Linked DNA regions of Homo sapiens: region 1 is linked to region 2. A link is a loop called in an ENCODE intact Hi-C map of the cell type or tissue named here. Cell type or tissue: endothelial cell of umbilical vein. All regions are shown on one strand. Links, peaks and the distances in the headings refer to the core of each region. The heading gives the core; the rest is flanking DNA.

Evidence for each region. A loop is a pair of places that touch in the nucleus more often than their neighbours do. Peaks named below come from ENCODE experiments on the same cell type or tissue, not always from the same donor. Only the 100,000 strongest peaks of a DNase experiment are listed, where the experiment ranks them.
Region 1: it touches region 2 in a loop (5-fold over the local background); 4 of 110 quality-filtered maps call a loop at or near these places.

The regions. Positions count from the first base shown.
Region 1 is chr6:144,124,787-144,135,366 of GRCh38, forward strand. LOC105378036 (a long non-coding RNA gene) reads left to right here. Exons shown (of 4, transcript XR_943089.3): 4 at 1-640. Among named protein-coding and RNA genes, the nearest start is that of STX11, 20 kb to the right of the region's middle. In endothelial cell of umbilical vein, for the core only: no CTCF peak of the experiment used is centred there; a DNase peak (open chromatin) is centred at 6,695; H3K27ac peaks cover 922 bases.
Region 2 is chr6:144,185,357-144,195,936 of GRCh38, forward strand. It overlaps STX11 (syntaxin 11), which reads left to right. Exons shown (of 2, transcript NM_003764.4): 2 at 1,267-6,583. The coding sequence starts at 1,272. The coding sequence ends at 2,135. Among named protein-coding and RNA genes, the nearest start is that of TRL-TAA1-1, 26 kb to the right of the region's middle. RefSeq lists an enhancer at 1,117-1,617. In endothelial cell of umbilical vein, for the core only: no CTCF peak of the experiment used is centred there; a DNase peak (open chromatin) is centred at 5,415.

The DNA.
Region 1 (10,580 bases), core at 1,773-9,772, 60 kb before region 2:
CTTCATCTGTAAGTAATAGGGAGCCAATGAAGAGTGTGGGACAGGAGAGTAATTCAATTCAGTATGTATTTTGAATTGATGGCTATGATAGTGACTAAGGAGAATTAGAAAGTAGAGGCAGTTAGACTAGTTCGGTGGCTGTAGAAATAGTCTAGGTGGGAGAGGAGGTCACATTTCAAAGGACCTTGAAGAAATGGGCACCTGTGGTGGAGATATTGTGTTGTCTCCCAATGTCTGTTTGTTCCTTCTTGCTTTACTTATAACCCCCCTCACCTTTCACTGGGTGCATCTCCATTCGGCATAAAGATTAATCCCTGCCTCCTTGGCAGTTAGATGGGGTCATGTGTCTAAGGTCTGGCTAGCAGACATAAATGGAAGCAGTCTCTGCAACTTCTGCAGAATGACCCTAACGGAAGGGATTCACTTTTCTTTATCTTTTCTCCTTTCTGATGGTTGGAGGCTGGCCATGGTGGCTACAACTGGAGCAGCCATTTGGGTGGTGAGGTGAGTTCAAGATGGAAGCCAAGCACAACCTAGAAGGACCCTGACTCCCTGACACCATGGTTTGCCATATGGGACCTGGACTGATTCCCTTTGGAACTTTATCTGAGAGAAATAAACTTCTGTCTTGCTTAAGCCATTTTTATGGTGTCTTTCTGTCATTTGTAGCTAATCCTAATCCTAATTTTTACATTATCCTTCCATAAGCTGTGAAGAGCCACAAAAAGTTTTATGCGGGGGAATGAAATGATGAATATCATCTATTGCAAGAGATTCTATGCCCGCCATGTCTTGAAAGAACTGCAGACACGCAATGCTTCAAGCAACAACACACCTTAGGAGACCACGGCAGCCACCTGGTTTGAGAGGGGACCTGGACTGAAATAAGGCAGCAGGAAGGGGCTATCATTCCCTGAAGATGCCCACAGCCCTTTCACAACTCCCATGTTTTTGCTCTTACTATTCCTTCTGATTAGAAAGATCTCACCTTCAAGACCTACCTAGTCCTGAAATGATCTTCGGCATTCTCACAGAGTTTTGTTTTCCTACAAAAGTTTGTCCACTCATTTCTTTGTTCATGCTATTAATGCTCTCTCAAACACATATATAAATCCGATGGTGTCTTTCCTGGTTAAACTCCCTGGGCAGACAAAGCACTCCAAGAACTAAACATCATGGAGCACTTACTGTGCACTGGGCAGATTGTTACGCCCTTTATATGCACTGTCTTATTGAAGCCTCTAAACATCTCTATGAGGTGAGTAGCTTCTCTCCAAGAACGCTGGACTTCCCTCAAAAGCAGCACTCTCTCCTGGTCATCCTACATAGGCAAGGGGATATGTTGTTGTTGATAGTGTTGTTTCTGCCTTGGCGCCTCTCGAGTGGCCATTGGAAAGGTGGCTGCCCCTAGAGCTAGAGGCTTCCAAAAGGGGGTCATTAACACCTGTTGTCTTCAGATTTCTGTATTAGCCACAACTCTCAACAACAACAAATAAACTCTATGTCTTTTATATATTTAAATCACTGATCCAACTTAACAGATACTTACTGAATACCAATTCTGAACTTTGCATTCTACAGTTTATTTTGGTGAAGAAAATGAAAAAAACACAGTTTTATTTTATTTTTCCATAGATTAGCCAGTTGTTCTAATACCATTTACTGAAAAAATAATAGTACTTATTTCCCTCTCTGGTTTGAAATACTATATTAATCATTTATTTTAAACTAATTTCGCATATGTGTGTATCTATAGGGATTTTATAAACTCAAATTATTCCTGGGAATATAACCTTGTAATTGTGTGGAGTTTTTAATACTCTTTTTTTTTTTGTTTTTTTTAAGACAAGCTCTCACCGTGTCACCGAGGCTGGAGTGCAGTAGTGCAAATTATAGCTCACTGTAACCTTGAGCTCCTGGGCTCAAGCAATCCTCCCAGCTCCCTGCCACAGCCTCCCAAGTAGCTAGGACTACTGGTGTGGGCCATCATGCTAGGATAATTTTTAATAATTTTTTTTTTTTTTTAAGAAACAAGGTCTTACTATGCTGCCCAAACTGGTCTTGAACTCCCGGCCTCAAGCAGTCCTCCCACCTTGGCCTCCCAAAGTGCTGAGATTACATGCATGAGTCACCATGTCTGACCCTAACTATTTATTTTGGAATAATTACAGACTCACACGAAGTTGCACAAATAGCTCAGAGTCCTGTGTTCCCTTCCTCGCAATGGTGACATCTTATATAACTACAATATCAAAACTAGGAAATTGATATTGGCAAATTACTGTTAAATAAGCTACAGCTATTCAATTTTTCACCATTTAAAAAACATTCATTCACTATTATGGATGTGTGAATAGTTCTATGCAATTTTATTCCAATATATAGATTCGTGTAACCACCACCACAATCGAGAAACAGAACGATTCCATTACCTATTTCTTCATATTTGCACCTGGCCCTCACGTTCTTCCACCTGTTCACCCACTTTTCTGTGTACTGGCAACAACTAACCTGTCTCCATTTCTATCCTTTTGTCATTTCGAGAATGCTTTATAAATAGAATCATTACTGTACATAATTTTTTGAGAGTGACATTTTCCACTGAGCATGTTGCCCTTCAAGTCCATCTAGGCTGTTGCATGTACCAATAGTGCATGTTTTTTGGCTAGGCGTGGTGGCTCATGCCTGTAATCCCAGCATTTTGGGAAGCTGAGGTGGGCAGATCACTTGAGGCCAGGAGTTCAAGACCAGCCTAGGCAAGTAGAGGAAACCCCATCTCTACTAAAAATACAAGAAATTAGCCGGGTGTGGTGGCTTGCACCTGTGGTCCCAGCTACTTGTGAGGCTGAGGCAGATGAATCACTTGAACCCAGGAGTCAAAGGTTGCAGTGAGCTGAGCTTGTGCCACTGCACTCCAGCCTGGGTGATGGAGCAAGACCCTGTCTCAAAAAAAAAAAAAAAAAATAGTTCATGTTTTTTGCATTAGTAAGTAGCTTTCTGTTGTATGGATTTGGCAGTTCATTCAACCATTCACTCATTCAAGGACATTTGGGTTGTTTGCAATATTTTGCTATTTATAAATAAAATGGCTATGAACATTGGTGTACAGATTTTTGTGTAAGTTTTCATTTCTCTGGGATAAATTCCTAAGATTGCAACTGCCAGGTTATATGGTAAGTGCATGCTTTGTTTCATAAGAAATTGCCAAATTATTTTCCAGAGTAGCTATACCAGCAATGTATGAGAGACACTGTTTCTCTGTATTCTTAGCAGCATTTAATATTATCATTACTTTTTTTTTTTTTAATGTGGTGTCTTGTTCTGTCACCCAGGCTGGAGTCAGTGGCGCGATCTTGGCTTACTGCAACCTCTGCCTCCTGGGTTCAAGTGGTTCTCCTGCCTCAGCCTCCCAAGTAGCTGGGACTACAGGCACGTGCCACCACGCCCAGCTAATTATTTTGTATTTTTAGTAGAGACGGGGTTTCACCGTGTTAGCCAGGATGGTCTCGATCTCCTGACCTCGTGATCCACCTGCCTAGCCCCCCAAAGTGCTGGGATTACAGGCGTGAGCCACGGCACCTGGCCACATTATCACTACTTTAAAAAATTGTGATAAAATTCACACATCATAAAATTGACCCTTTTGTGATAAAATTCACACACCACAAAACTGACCCTTTTAAAATGTGTAATTCAGCTGTTTTTAGTATATGCACAAAGCTGTGCATGTATGACCACTGTCTAATTCCAGAATATTGTAATCATCCCCCCCACACACACAAAAACATATCCACGGGCAGTCATCCCCCATTCCCTGTCCCTCCTCTCATCCCCTAGCAACCACCAGTAGACTTTCTGTCTCTATAGATTTCCCTATTCTGGACATTTCATGTAAATGGAATTATAATGTGTGACCTTTTCTGTTAATACTATTTTTAATTTTAGTTGTTCTAATAGGTGTGTAGTGATACCTGATTGTGGTTTTAATTTGTATTTCCTTAATGACTAATAGTGTTGAACATCTTTTCATGTGCTTATATGCCATCATTATTTCCTTTTTGGTGCAATATTTGTTCATATCTTTTGCCTGTTTTGTAATTGGATTGTTTACTATTGAGTTTTGAGAGTTCTTTCTATATTCCAGATATAAGATCTTTATCAGACATAAGGCTTACAAATATTTTTTCTCAGACTGTAGTTTGTCTCTTCATTTCTCTTTACAGGGTCTTTCACAGTATAAAAGTTTTAGATTTTGCTAATTTATTAATTTTTCTCTTTTATGGATCATGCTTTAGATGACATGTCTAAGAACTCTTTGCCTAGCTCTGTCTCAAATACAAGAACACAAAAGCAAAATCATAATCATAATCCACTGAAAGTTAGTGATATAGAGAAAAATCTTAAAGGAACTAAGAAAAGAAAAAGCTAAAATGGTAAGAACTTGTGAACACAGAGAATGAAATGACAGGCACTGGAGTCTACTTGAAGGAGGAGGGTGGAAGGACGGAGAAGAGCAGAAAAGATAAGTATCGAGTACTGGGCTTAATACCTGGGTGATGAAATAATCTGTACAACAAACCCCCATGACATGTGTTTATGTATGTAACAAACCTTCACATGTACCCCAAACCTAAAATAAAAGTCAAAAAAAGGAGCTGAATACATATAAGGATGAGATTATCATATTAAAGCCAGAATACATTGGAATAGCATCTTTAAAGTGTGAAAAGGAAGTTACAAAAGGAACAATGAATATTTCGTTTCCTATATGCACAGGGAGTTGGCCTTCCACAGTCAGAGCTGGTTAAGCACACTCTATAAGGTTGATGTCTGTCCTTAAGGCCGATGCTAGCGCTGTGGGGATGGCTGTGGCTGATGCAGGGAAGAAAGATGGCTGCCAAGGAGGATAAGGAGAGCAAGAATAAGCTAGAGCTCACAGAGCAAACTGGAACCATGTCAGCTCCCGTTGCCTCAGGTCTTGGTGGTGTGGGTGTCCTGCAGAATCTGAGATTCTTCATGAAGAAGCTAAACACACGCCTGGGCCAGCAGTCAGAAAAGGCGAAGGAGGACCTTGGGGAAGGTGGAGCAGTTGAAGGCCTGGCTGCTGTCTCCCACCAACAAGAGATCCAGATGATAAATGACAATGTGTATGAGCTACAAAAATGTCTGCTGCTTCATTTCCTCCTGATCTCACATAAGAATCTCCCCTGTGACCCTTCCTAATCAAAAATGCACACTGAGGAGAATTTGTAGAAATGTAATTGAGCTCTACACTCACATGTAATATTTCAGTTTATTTTAGCAAAATTTTAATAAAGTGGACATGGTGATAAAGATGTCTGGAAATGGCCAGGCATGATGGCTCATTCCTCTAATCCCAGAACTTTGGGAGGCCAAGGTGGGATGATCACTTAAGGCCAGGATTTCAAATCCAGCCTGGGCAACATAGTGAGATCTTGTCTTTACACAAAAATTAAAAAAATATATATATCTGGGTGTGATAACATGCACCTATAGTCCCAGGTACTCGGAAGCTGAGACAGGAGGATTGCTTGAGGACAGAAGGTTGAGGTTGCAGTGAGCCATGATTGCACCACTGCATTCCAGCCTTGGTGACAGAGCAAGATCCTGTCGAAAGAAAGAAAGAAAGAAAGAAAGAAAGAAAGAAAGAAAGAAAGAAAGAAAGAAAGAAAGAAAGAAAGAAAGAAAGAAAGAGAGAAAGAAAGAGAGAAAGAAAGAGAAAGAAAGAAAGAGAAAGAAAGAAAGAAAGAAAGAAAGAAAGAAAGAAAGAAAAGGAAAGAAAGAGAAAGAAAGAAAGAAAGGAGGAAGGAAGGAGGAAGGAAGGAAGGAAGGAGAGAGAAAGAGAGAAAGAGAAAGAGAGAGAAAGAGAGAGAGAGAGAAAGAAAGAAGAAAAGAAAAGAAAAAAGAAGGAAGGAAGGCAGGCTGAAAACCATCTGTAAAAAGCAGCATGCATATCTGGTTGCTTTAGATCTGGTTTATTGTGGTAACCATGCCCCAGAAGAGTTTCAGCAACTGTACTTACTGGAAAATATTATCTGGCTAGATCTCAGTAGAAAACAAGTCTTCCCCAGGTGGAATTTTGATAAAAATCTGTTAAATGTACACAGATGAAGGCAGAGTGAAGCAAAGCAAGAAGGAAAATTGGGGCATCGGAAGAAGCAACAGTAGGAAGTCTTTCCCTCCCAGAGTCCTGTGCAGCCTGGAGCGAAAAGGAGCTGTGGTGTGCAGGGACCCTGCTGGTGCCAGAACCTTGGTGTCACCTGGAAAGAGTAGAGAAATACCCTGACCCAGCCTCATTGTGCCTTCTGATCTCCTGCAAAAGCCTCCCGAGGCTCCAAGCAGCAGAGAGAATGGCCGAAAATGGATCTAGAAAGACAGAAAATAGCTGGTGCGAGTGATACCTAATTCAGCCAAACCTCTTGCTGTTTTACCAGAAGAACCTGAAATAGTTATGACAATAAATAAACTGATGTAGGGTTTATATTTTCTGTGAAATTTGCTCTTTCTCATTGAAGTTAAACCATATTCATCATTTTGACAAATACCATTACTTTTCATTTTTTTCTCAAATGGAACATTGCCCTATAAATTATTTTCATAACAAAGAGTGACTCAACTTTCAATAAAAGTGATGTATGGAAATCTGCCATGTTCTCATTCATAAATTACTCACTATTACTCATAAATTTTCTGAATGTTAGTCAACTTCTCTAAGTGTTCTGGGTCACAGTAACTCACAGTTAGGCACTGAAAATACAGTTCAACTATTCTAAAGGTGAAAGTGTACAATGGACTAATATGACATTCATGTAATAACGTAAGAAAGCTGTCAGCTCAATATAGTCAAAGCACTAACTGCACTTAGTTCAAAAAGTTGGTGGTTAAAACTCATGAAGTCAATACTATAAAAAAACACTCTCCAAGTACACTCTTGCTCTTAATAATAAGTTTAAAAGGCTGGACATGGTGGCTCACACCTGTAATCCCAGCACTTTGGGAGGCCGAGGTGGGCGGATCACTTGAGCTCAGGAGTTCGAGACCAGCCTGGGCAACATGGTAAAACCCCATCTCTACAAAAAATAAAAAATACAAAAATACAAAAATTATCCATGTATGGTGGCATGCACCTGTAGTCCCAGCTACTCAGGAGACTGGGGTGGGACGATCACTTGAGCTTGGGAGGCAGAGATTGCAGTGAGCTGAGATTGCGCCACTGCACTCCCGCCTGGGTGACAGAGCGATACCTGTCTCTCAAAAAATAATAATAATAATAATAATAATAATAATAATAAAGTTAAAATGTACAGCATAGATCTCCGGCTATTTCTTTGGAATATATTTGAGCTTCACCCTCCCTTTCCTCCTTCCTTCCTTCTTTCCTTCCTTCCTTCCTTCCTCCCTCCCTCCCTTCTTTCCTTCCTTCCTTCCTTCTTTCCCTCCCCTCCCCTCTCTCCCTTCCTTTCTTCTTTCCTTCTTTCCCTCCCCTCCCCTCTCTCCCTTCCTTTCTTCTTTCCTTCTTTCCCTCCCCTCCCCTCTCTCCCTTCCTTTCTTCTTTCCTTCTTTCCCTCCCCTCCCCTCTCTCCCTTCCTTTCTTCTTTCCTTCTTTCCCTCCCCTCCCCTCTCTCCCTTCCTTTCTTCTTTCCTTCTTTCCCTCCCCTCCCCTCTCTCCCTTCCTTTCTTCTTTCCTTCTTTCCCTCCCCTCCCCTCTCTCCCTTCTTTTCTTCTTTCCTTCTTTCCCTCCCCTCCCCTCTCTCTCTTCCTTCCTTTCTTCTTTCTCTCCACTTCCAAGCACTTTCATGTACATTCCCATTTAATCCTGAACAGAGGAATTATTTCCATAATGCAGATAATGAAACTGAGGCCCAGAAAGTTTGAATGACTTGCCCACTCTCTCCAGTTTAGAAAAGTATGACCCATGAATCGAAAGCAGTTTACCTGCTTCCAACTCCTCCCTACTTCAATAAAATACTTTATTATATCTTAAAAAGGCCATTTACCTGCCTACTGACTGGGTAACCTATACATAGTTTCCATGACCTAGCTGCCCTAAAAATCCATCTTCTGACTTCACTCCTATGAATGCCCTGGCTTGCTAGGGGAGATGTGTGAGCAGCCATTTTTATTTTTAAAAACTTTTTGCAAACTTACTGGCTCCACAGTGGTAAAAAAAAAAAAAATCAAAACAACAACAAAAAACTCATGAGGGAGTGGTGACCTCTAAAAGCCACTCTTCAGGTCAAGAGATAAATTGGCTATAGGGACAGAAATTACAAATGCACCTGAAACACGCGTAACAAACTCCCAAATCAACTCAGAAGAGGAGACCTGCTCGAAGTCTGTGTTTGTCTGTTTCATCTTCCTCAACCAGCACTGGAGCGTGCAGAGTAGAGTGTGAGGTTTTCTCCAACATATATTTGCAAGGACATCTACTCTAACTTGCCACTTTCCCTCCATTCACACTGATAATAACAATAATATTTATTGGGTTCTTACTACCTGACAAGTGCTCTTCTCAAATCTCTCCACAGTAAGCTCACTTAACCGTCATATGGACCCTGTGAGGCAGGTGCCCTTATCTTGATTTTATAAATAAACAGACAGAGGCAAGTAAAGTAACTTGGCCCAGGTCACCCAGCTAGCATTGGCAGAGCCAGGCTCAGGGCCTAGGCAGTCTAACCCAACCCCTGCATTTTACCACCCTCCAGCCAAGGTCTTCTTCAGGTCCTGCGTGAAAGTGCTCCCATTAATCTGTGAACCTCTTGCAGAGTAGTAACAGTTTGTCCCAGTAGACTGCCCAGTACTGTGCACACTCAGCAAAGTTTATTGAATAGCTCGATAGTAATGAATGGAGGGAGGAAGGAACAAAGGAAGGAAAGGAAACGAAAGGAAAAAACGGATATAAAAACACATGTTCTGAGAGGTCAGGAAAATAAAAGATTGTTTTAGGGTGGGTGGGGGTAGGAAGAAAAGGTTACAACAAAGAGCTGTGAATAATGGTAGAATTTTAGTCAGCACAGATGAAGAAAAGGAAATTTCAAGAAGAAAATTATATAAACAAAGTCAGAGAAACTGGAAAGCCAGGAGATATATCCAGGTAACAGTAAGTGTCCCAATTAGTCATGGCTTAGTCTTGGGCTACATGAAGGGATACAGGGAGATAAGTCTGTTCAGGTCAGTTGAGTTGAGATTGCCGAATACTTCAAATGGTAGGATGAAGAAAATATTGGATAAAAAAATGGGAGCCCCTGGAGGAGTTTGAAGGAAGAGATGGGAGGATGACAATCTCAGGATTGTGCATTAGGAAAATTAAAATGGCACTAACACGTAGAGAATTGTACAGCAGGGGCTGCCGATCTACAGTGAATGGATCCCTTGGGTCCATCGATGAGTGTTAGGGAGTCTGTGAATCCCTGAGGTGTACATAGAACTTTGTCTGTATCTGTGTATGTGCAAGTTTCTACTGAGAATATCCATAACCTCTCATGACTCCCAAAAACTGTGACCTGCCTCTATCAAAAGGACTATCCCAAGGCAGGAGTCCAAAAAGAGGCCAACATTCCACATGTATGAATACTTTCACATTATAAATCAAGCTAAGAAACTGTTAAATATGTTCTTCATCCTACGGTGGCAAATATAACCTCACAATGATGAAACTGAGAAATATGTGACTACAAATGGGAAAATATTTTTAAGTGACTAAATTTAATTATTACTGAGCATATGTTGAGTGTTGATGGACCAACAATGTTTGATGAATAAGAAAAAATATATACAATTCATACATTATGGCCCATTTATTCCTCATAACTTGTTTTTCTCACATTCATTCAACAAAATATTATATCGTTATAGTAAGATTTCACATAGTTTTATTCTGTTGACATAACAATCTAAATAATTAAAAAATAAACAATAATGATATTCAAAACTCACTTTGAATTTACTTTTGAAAAAATACAAATTCTAATAAATGTAAAAGACTCAAAATATCAAATAATATGTTAACATTATCTATTAAAATTAAAAGAATTACAATAACAATGAGAAACCACTACACGCCTATAAGAATGGCTAAAATCCAAAGTACTGATGACACCAAATGCTGGCAAGGATGTGGAACAACAGGAACTCTCACTCATTGCTGATGGAAATGAAAGATGACACAGCCATTTTGGACGATGGTTTGGCAGTTTCTTACAAAATGAAACATACTCTTACTATATGATCCTTGGTGTTTACCCAAATGAGTTGAAAACTTATGTCCACACAAAAACCTGCACACAGATTTTTTGGCAAATTTACTCATAATTGCTAAAACTTGGAAGCAACCAAGATGTCCTTCAGTAGGTGAATGGATAAACAAACTGTGGAACAGCCATACAATGGAATATTATTCCATGAAAAAAATAATTCAGCTATCAAACCACAAAAAAATGGGGGAACCTTAAATACATATTGTTAAGTGAAGGATGTCCGTTTGAAAAGCTATGCACTATATGATTCTGACTATATGATATTCTGGAAAAGACAAAATTATGGGTATGGTAACCCATAGT
Region 2 (10,580 bases), core at 845-8,844:
TACTTTTCCCCTCTTTGCTGCAAATTGTGTAGTAGAAAAAGAATCTTTCTCATCATGAAGTCTTGTGTATAAACACAAGATATTCCCTATATTAGCATATATACATGCTACTAAAAATGAAAGTTTTTCACTTCACTGAAAAGCAATATGAACATAGAGACTATTACTTTGCCTTACTAAGCAGAGGAATTACCAGAACCATCCTTGTAAAAACATGAACATTCTGCTTGAGCTGCCAACTTGTTTCAAAAAGCTATTAAAAGTGGGCAAACATTGCTGCTACATGATGAATGAATGGGAGTGTGTTGTAGTATTGCTACTAGGCCACGTATGATTGGAATTTTCCACATAAAAGCATTTTAAAAAGCAGTGTTATTTACGATGCTTATCATTAGGGAATGATATTGAGAAGAGGAGTAAGGAAACCTCAACTTCTAAATTTTACACTTAGATTTCTGTATTTTGTTGTCATTTTACTTCAAGCATGTTTTACTTTTACAACATCTTCAAGAGAAAAAAATTTAAATCATGATTTGCATGGTAACTGTTTTAAGAGTTGTTAGTGTGTACAGGAGGGGATGCTTCCCAGTGCCGAAATAGACACAAAATAGGCAACATTTAGATGTTGGCCCCAAAGCCTTGTAGATTATCCTCAATTAAAAATACTTAAGTTTGCAAGTCTTTCTTCTTCTTTTTTCTTTTTTTTTTTTTCTGTGTCTGTTTTAATTTGCAATGATTGGAAAACATAAAGCAATGAAAAGAGATGGTTTCCCAATGCAATCTAAAATTTTCACACACCAGGGCCTGTTGTGGGGTGGGGGGAGGGGGGAGGGATAGCATTAGGAGATATACCTAATGTAAATGATGAGTTAATGGGTGCAGCACACCAACATGGCACAGGTATACATATGTAACAAACCTGCACGTTGTGCACATGTACCCTAGAACTTAAAGTATAATAAAATATATATAAATAAATAAATAAATAAATAAAATTTTAAATTGCTCATTGAGTTCTGCGCGGCTATGATATTGAACTGCAGGTGCCTATAGGCCTTAAAACACAACTGTTTCATGTTGTTCAGTCATCTTATTTCTTTCCTTGTAAGCAAAATGTCAGAACATTTAGCTCCTTTAGTGCACTTATTGCCCACACCGAGGAATACAAAATTGGGACTGCTGAGTAAAATGTTTAAGTTTCAATCCCTTGAAGGCAAATATTTGACTCTCAATAGAGAAATTTAACTTCATTATCTCTACTTGCAGGCAAAATGAAAGACCGGCTAGCAGAACTTCTGGACTTGTCCAAGCAATATGACCAGCAGTTCCCAGACGGGGACGATGAGTTTGACTCGCCCCACGAGGACATCGTGTTCGAGACGGACCACATCCTGGAGTCCCTGTACCGAGACATCCGGGACATTCAGGATGAAAACCAGCTGCTGGTGGCCGACGTGAAGCGGCTGGGAAAGCAGAACGCCCGCTTCCTCACGTCCATGCGGCGCCTCAGCAGCATCAAGCGCGACACCAACTCCATCGCCAAGGCCATCAAGGCCCGGGGCGAGGTCATCCACTGCAAGCTGCGCGCCATGAAGGAGCTGAGCGAGGCGGCTGAGGCCCAGCACGGCCCGCACTCGGCAGTGGCGCGCATTTCGCGGGCGCAGTACAACGCGCTCACCCTCACCTTCCAGCGCGCCATGCACGACTACAACCAGGCCGAGATGAAGCAGCGCGACAACTGCAAGATCCGCATCCAGCGCCAGCTGGAGATCATGGGCAAGGAAGTCTCGGGCGACCAGATCGAGGACATGTTCGAGCAGGGTAAGTGGGACGTGTTTTCCGAGAACTTGCTGGCCGACGTGAAGGGCGCGCGGGCCGCCCTCAACGAGATCGAGAGCCGCCACCGCGAACTGCTGCGCCTGGAGAGCCGCATCCGCGACGTACACGAGCTCTTCTTGCAGATGGCGGTGCTGGTGGAGAAGCAGGCCGACACCCTGAACGTCATCGAGCTCAACGTACAAAAGACGGTCGACTACACCGGCCAGGCCAAGGCGCAGGTGCGGAAGGCCGTGCAGTACGAGGAGAAGAACCCCTGCCGGACCCTCTGCTGCTTCTGCTGTCCCTGCCTCAAGTAGCAGGCCGGCCCGGGCCGCCACCGCCCATCCCAGACCATGGAGCGCGCTGGGAAGGACGCACCAAAGCCGGGAGCTCTGCCCTGCAGGGAGTTGCCCCAACCCTTTCCGGAACTCAGTCTTTAGAAAAGAAACGCCAGGTTCAAGAATTGCAAACCAGCCTGTGCTTGGAAAGATGGTTAGTTGATACCGTCCGATGATTCTTCAGTAAAGATAGATTCCCACAAAGTTGTGCAATGTCATTATATGACACCTTGCACTCTTACCGTCTTGACAGAAGCCAAGTAAGGAACTGAAGTTGTATCTGACTGTAGGGTGAATGTCTGAGGCCTGCCTCCTAATAAAGACTCAAGGAGGAAGTCAATTGGGCATCTGCTAATAGAATGAACTCATGATGGAAACTTCAGTTCATTTACTTTGTCCTGAAAATTCCCTGGTTCTGTTCCATTTTGAGCGAAATTGGCCTTGGGAAAAACCACGTTCTTCCTTTCCGATTCTTCATCCGGTCTACGCTATGCAATTCCTCCCCAAATATAGATCTTATTTCTGCTCATTTCCCCTACTTATTAAAATCACACCAAACACTTACTATTTTCTTATCTCTTTCACTTTTTAAATATCTTTCACCAGGTTATATTTTGGTATTATTTTTCCAAACATTTTTAAGCACTGAATATCGAACAAGCACTCAAATTGAAGTATCAGTCATGTTTTGTGTATTTTTCGCTGATAAAAATTATTTAACATTTATATTTTTACTTGATTACATATGCACATGTATGTAAATGTAAAATACTAATATTCACTAATATATGTACATAATGATCAATTGGTTTAACTTCTTTTATGTAAGTATGGTATATAAATTTCAAGACGAACACTTTTCTGGCTCTTGGTATTGGTTTGCTTGTTTTGAGTTTGTTTCACTCCAGTTTGCCCCTTCCTAGTCCAGTTTGGGTCAAACTTCATGTTAAACAACTCTGCATTGGTTATGGCGGTAGACATATGGCGGTAGAAAATGTATACGGAGCTAGAGACAACTAACATTCTTGGAAATACTGCTTTTGTTTTACTGTGGACCATTCCTTCCATGCATTGAAATGGAGAAATTCAAAGTAAAAGAATTCTGTTTTTCAAGCAAGCTTAATAAACATTACATTATACACATATTTTTATACATTTCTGGCTTGACCATTTAGTTTACTTTCTCAATTATTGTTAAAATTTTTCTTTTTCCTTTTTTTTTTTTTTTTTTTGAGATGGAGTCTCACTGTGTTGCCCAGGCTGGAGTGCAGTGGCAGGATCTTGGCTCATTGCAACCTCTGTCTCCCAGGTTCGAGCGATTCTCCTGACTCAGCCTCCTGAGAAGTTGGGACTCTGGGCGCGTGCCACAATGTCTGGCTAATTTTTTATGTTTTTAGTAAAGACGGTGTTTCACCGTGTTAGCCAGGATGGTCTTGATCTCCTGACCTCGTGATCCGCCCGCCTCAGCCTCCCATAGTGCTGGGATTACAGGTGTGAGCCACCATGCCTGGCCTTTTTTCCCCCCTTTTGAGACAGGGTCTCCCTTTGTCACCCAGGCTGAAGTGCAGTGGCATAATCATGGCTTACTGCAGCCTTAAACTCCCAGGCTCAAGTGATCCTCCCACCTCAGCCTACAAATAGCTGAGACTACAGATATGTGCCACCATGCCCGGCTAATTTTTGTATTTTCTGTAGAGACAGGGTTTGCCATGTGGCCCAGGCTGGTCTCAAACTTGTGAGCTTGAGCAATCCGCCCACCTTGGCCTCCCAAAGTGCTGAGATTACAGGCCTGAGCCACTGACCCTGGCCAAATTTTTTTTCTACTAGCTACTGAGGCTGCCACATCTGGATGGAACTGAGTGGAGGGGGAAAAGAATGAAAAACTCAAAAGAATTCCCATGAGGGTGTCTTGCTTTCTCTCCTGAGTTACAATACTTTAGCAAAATCATGAGGCTTTAGAGATATGGTGTAGTCTGCAAACTTCTTAATGCCCTTACCCACATTTACCATGTTTCCTGGCCTTCCTCTGTGTCAACTCTTAGCTCTTCCTAATCATTATTTAATACATGAGTGAGTTTAGTAGTGATCATATTTCTCAGGTCCTTTAGAAGCTGGAATTTTAAAAGAATTAGAAGGAGGAGTATGTGAATTCTTTGGAGCTCACTGCCTGACTTGCTTATGACCAGGAAAATCTATCCCCTGTATCTAATTTTAATTTCATGGTTAAATTTGAGAATTGTGGAAACCAAGTTCCACAAGGCTATTCTCATATTTCTCCCAATTTCTTTTTCAGCCAACTCCAAGGATATGTATCACCTTTGACTTAATTTGCTTTCTCTAAGGGAAAGGGGAAAAAATGTTCACATAGCTCCACTGCAATGTTTTTTATAATAGAGGAGAGATATTGTAAATAGAGACTGCCAGCCAGTTTCCACAAAAAAACGAAGAGTTCATAAATTTGACATGTTTGAACCCATAAAGCATTTTCTTTGCTTGGAACCATTATAAAAGTAAGTGAGTTTTCAGGCTCTATATACATTTTAATTCCTCACGTTTTATATTGGAGAGTTCGGTACAGACTGTCCATTACTGCACCAAAAGAATGAGTGAACTGTTACCTATAGGGAAAGAACACTTCTTCTTCCTGCTGTTTGGGAACCATCTCAGTGTGGCGTAATGGTTAGGAGTACAGATTCCAGATCCTGTTTCTTAGATTTAAATCTTGACTCTGCCACATACTAGCTGTCTGACTGAACCTTGGTTTTTCTGTGCTTCAGTTTCCTCATCTGTAAAACGGAGATAACAGTACTTACCTCATAGAGCTGTTGTGAAAAGTGATGACTGAATATGTAAAAGCACCTAGAACAGTGCCTGGCACATGCTAAGTGCTTTGTTCATTATTGTTGTTATTATGTAATTTTCTCTCAGACTGAGAGCACTGTTAGTGACCCAAGTAAATTTATAGTTTTTAAGTACAGAGGAAAAATAAAGCCTATTTTTTGTTAACAGTCTTAATAAATAATAAAATGGAATAAAGAAACCAAGACCCCATCTTCTGTGAATATTAGGGCTTTTTTTTTTTTGACAGTCATAAAGATGTTTTCACTATGGCATTTCTATCCCTGTGTATATCCAAACATGTCCTGAAGAAGAAATGAGATGTTCCACCAAAAACACGTAAGCAGGAAGCAGCTGTTCTGCTCAGCTTGGCAGGTGTTCTTTCCTAATTCTTCCCAAGCTGTGAGTCAGAAAGTCCTGGAAGGAGTTGTAGGAAGTTGTAGAGGCTGGGTCACTGACCTAAGAGAAGGCATCATTTGGCCCACTGCACGTCCTGGCCTATTCACCAAAGCCCTTCCTGGCTCTGACTGCCACACCAGGCAGTGGGTGAAATGCTGGCTTTTTCCTTAAGAAATTGTGTTCTAGTGCCACCAAGAGATGCTGTAGAGCTGGCTTTACCAATCTCATGATGCTTGCTTGGCAACTCTGAAAGGTGACTTTGGCCAAGAAGACCTTGTGGCAATTCTGCAAATTTTATACACTCATATCTTTTAGGGTACAAAATGAAAGAACAAATCACAAAGAACAATAGATCCTTCAGGAGCTGAAGGTAAGAATCTTTTATAGCTATTTTAACATATACAGTGACTACTTTCTACTAGCCAAATATCAAATTTTACAACTACCACCAAGCCACAGATTATAGGTGGTAACAACTCCAGAAATGTCCTAACTAGGAAAGGTGCTCATCTAGTATGCATCGGTATCCAGGATAATATGAGTTAGAATTTTAAAAATGTCAGTCATTCAAAAATATTTGAACTGTGACATCACAGAAGTAATTTTATGGCCTTTTAAGGTAACAACTTAAAAAGAGAACAGTACTCTTTTTATATCAATGCCTTTACATTTATTTAAAAACAGTCCTAATGCTTTATAGTTAAATGTCATATGCAGATATGTTCAGGCTCTAACATATAAAGTTCCTAACTTGACAGGAAACTACTGAAGATTGTGTACAGCTTAAAAAAAAAAATAGGGTAACTATAGTCTTGATTTTTATGTATAAATTCTATCATTCTATATTTTACCATCAGACATATTTCTACTCCTTTCTTTGAAGTATGCGAAGTATCTCCAACTGCAGCATGCAACTCATTCATTTGTAATCAAGACGATAGTTTGAAACACCCAATTGTAATCAGAGCAACAGTTGACTTCCTTTTGATAGCGGAGTTGAAAATCATTGCAATTAATAAAATGGGGCTATTAGAAATGGAAAACGAATAGGATCTAGAATGTAACTTCATCATATAAATGATGAGTGTCTTTGTTATCAACACGTTATTAAGAATGGGCAAGATGTCCTTATATACTAGAAGCTTTTGTAAAGTCATGTGTCTATTGATAATAAAGATTTTCGGAACTGATGTTCTGAGTGAGACTACAAAGGATGCTTTAAAACGAGTGATATCTGGCCGGGCATGGTGGTTCCCACCTATACTCCCAGCACTTTCGGAGGCCAAGGCAGGCAGATCACTTGAGGCCAAGAGTTCGAGACCAGCCTGGCCAACATGGTGAAACCCCTTCTCTACTGAAAATACAAAAATTAGCTGGGCATGGCAGTGCATGCCTGTAATCCCAGCTACCCTGGAGGCTGAAGCACGAGGATCACTTGAACCAAGGAGGCAGAGGTTGCAGTGAACTGAGATCGCACCACTGCACTCTAGCCTTGGCAACAGAGTGAGACCCTGTCTCAAAAAACAAGCAAACAACAACAATAAAACCAGTGATGCCCTGCAAAATGAGGATTGAGAGACAAGTCCCCAACACTATATTTTTTAATTCCTGATGTTTCTTTTTAAGTTACATTTTATATTCTATTTGAAGCATCTATAGACACTTCTTGGACCTCTTCTATTTTTCTTAGTCTATATTTCTATATTTTCATGGTCCTATAGCCAACTCTTTAGACATATCCACTCTTCTGTATCTCAGCATCCCATAATGTTTGATAGAGGGTAAAAATAACAGAGTATACACACACACACACACACACACACACACACACACACAGAATCTACCATCGTCCCCATCCCCTGCTCCTTCTGTCTATCTTAACTTGCAAATGGCAGGATCAATCAACTGCCACCTGCCCAGGTCAGACAATTATCCTCTCTTGCTTCCATTACTTCAGCAGCTTTTAATTGGCCTCTGGCCTCTAGTCTTATCCTCTCCAGTCTAATCTCTGTACAATGCTATAGTACAGCCACAGTGCCTTTTTGTTGTTGTTGTCATTACGCTGTTGTTTTTAATTGCAGTATTATATACATGACTTAAACTTACCATCCTAACCATTCTTAAATATACATTTCATGTATTGGTTGGTTCTCACATTGCTATAAAGAACTATCTGAGACTGGGTAGTTTATAAAGAGAAAATGTTTAATTGACTCACAGTTCCATAGGCTGTACAGGAGGCATGGCCAGGGAGGCCTCAGGAAACTTACAATCATGGCAGAAGGTGAAGTGGAAGCAAGTACATCTTCACATGGTGACAGGAAAGAGAGAGAGAGAGAGAGAGAGAGAGAGACAGAGCAAAGGGAGAAGTGCCACACACTTTTAAACCATCAGATCTCATGAGAACTCACTCAGTGTCACAAGAACAGCAAGGGGGAAATCTGCTCCCATGATCCAATCATCTCCCAGCAGCTCCCTTCCCCAACATTGGGAATTATAATTCAACATGAGATTTGGGTGGGGACACAGAGCCAAACTATATCAGTTCCCATACTGCTAAGTACACTCATATTGTTGTGCAACCAGTCTCCAGGATTCTTTTCATCTTTCAAAACTGAACTCTATACTCAATAAACAAAAACTGCTCATCCCTCCAGCCCCTGGCAACCACCATTCTGCTTTCTATCTCTATGAGCTTGACTGCTCTAGATACTGCATTGAACTGGAATAATATAGTATTTGTCCTGTCGTGTCTGGCTTATTTCACTTAGCATTATGTCCTCAAGCTTCATCCATGTTGTAGTGCGTGTCAGATTTTAAAGCTCAGTAATATGCCATCGTATTTATAGAGTACATTTTGTTTAGTCATTCACCTGTCAATGGACACAGGTTGCTCCCACTTTTTGGCTGCTGTGAATAGTGCCGTTCAACTGCTTAAAACTCTGTAATGGCTGCTGATTGCTGTTGGGATAAAATCTCATCTCCTTAGTGAGGTTCTTCAAGGCCCTGAAGGAGCCAGGCCCCGCTTACTTTCAGCTTCATCCCTGACACCTTTCATTGCTTGCTTGCTTTCCTTCCTTCTTTCTTTCTTTCTCTCTCTTTTTCTTTCTTTCTTTTATTTCTTTTTCTTTCTTTCTTTTCTTTCTTCTTTCTCTTTCTTTCTTCTTTCTTTCTTTTATTTCTTCTCTCTCTCTCTTTTAGAGAGAGGGTCTTGCCTAGGCCGGAGTGCAGTGGCACAATTATAGCTCACTGCAGCCTCAAATTCCCAGGTTCAAGCGATCTTCTCACCTCAGCCTCCTGAGTCGCTGGGACCACAGACACGAGACACCACCCTGGCTACTTCAAAGCACTGCACCCACCCACTCAGTTCCATTGTTGCGTAGGAGCTCCGTGAAGTGCATATTTAAGGACTGCATCGCCCCCATCTTCACGGTGTTATGTGTGCTTCTGTTACTAAACTGCTTTTTTATTTTTAAGGACAACCAATAACATCTTACTTGTTTTGGGATCTTAGCACTTTGCATAGTATCTTTTATAGGCATTTGGGTATTTGTGTTCTACATGCAGAAATAGAGATATTCAGAATTTGTTTTCTGCTATGAGTGACTTTTTGTATAGCTTTTTGAAGATGCATATTTTACAGCATAAAGCACGGTATCTAGTTTCTCCTCCCGGAGGATCTGTGTCGGGTGCTGAGTGAGGCCAGGATGCGGTTGGGGGCGCAGTGTCCTGAGAAGGGGGGTGGGACTTGGTGAGGGGAGGGGACATGGGACTGGAGAAAGACTGCTTGGGAAGAAGCAGATCATGCAGGAGAACGGTCAGTCTGAAAAGGTGAGTGGAGAGAGAATGAAGTTCTGAGTCACGGGCACTGAAGCCAGCAGAACTGGGAGCAAACAGAGGCTGGGATTGGGTGCTGTGTGGCAGAGCCTGGAAGAAATAGCTTAGTCAAGGTACAGACTCAATTTGGATGCAAAGAAAGTTGTAAAACTACATTTTATCTGGAAGTGATTTTCTTTTTCTTTTTATTCTTCAAAGCATGTAAAACAAAGTTTTCTTTTTTTTTAATTTTGGACAAAATGTGTTGGCTTGAGTTTCAGCTGGACATATTTCCATCTAACATGGCATCCAGTAGGGTAATTTGTGCAAAGTACTTAGCTCCCTGCTCCTAGTCACACAGGGCTGTGTGGCAGCTTTCGGCTTCAGTCCTAAAACGCCCTCAGCCACTGAAGTCGCCATGGTATGGTAATGGTCTGAGATGCCTCAGTCTGTGCCTCTGAATATGTCAGGGAATCCCACCACCCCCCACCCCACACACATCCAGACTGCTTATGAATCCATAATACTTACTCAATACAAAAATGTCTAACAGCCTGTGGATTGTGCAGAACAGTAACAGCAAGGGTCTTCTTTTCCTACAAGCGTTGAAGACCAAGGAGAGAATGGAGGACCCTAAACTGCCCTTGCTTGGAGCTGCAAGTTCTCTCCCTGCTGAAGCTGACCCTGCAGGTCGACTGCTGCTTGGGCCTGAAGTGCCTCTCAGCCACCAGCAGCCAACTCTTTGAAAACATGGATTTGGGCCAGGTGTGGTGGCTCACACCTGTAATCCCAACACTTTGGGAGGCCAAGGCAGGAGGATCACCTGAGGGCAGGTGTTTGAGACCAGCCTGGCCAACATGGTGAAACCCCATCTCTACTAAAAATACAAAAATTAGCTCGGTGTGGTGGCGCATGCCTGTAATCCCAGCTACTTGAGAGGCTGAGGCAGGAGAATCCCTTGAACCTGGGAGGTGGAGGTTGTTACAGTGAGCCAAGATCGTGCCACTGTCCTCCAGCCTGGCCTGGGCAACAGAGTGAGACACTGTCTCAAAAAAAAAAAAAAATTAAGAAAAAAAAATAAACAAAAAACAAAACAAACAAAAAAACACATGATTGTGAACCAAATCAAGCAAAGAATCTCCAGGGGGGTAGTGCCTATAAAAGGAATGTTACCCCCAGATAAAAACAAACTATTTAGATTCTACATGACAGAGGAATTTCTCTTGTGGGTAGGAATGTTTAACTAATTCATTCCTTGGCTCTGCTATGTGGTTTACCCTGGTCTCATGCACCCTTAGAAGGGCATAGATGAGGTAACATGGTTTCTTTTCATAATCTTCATCCACGCCTTGTCATCTGGTTTATGGAAGA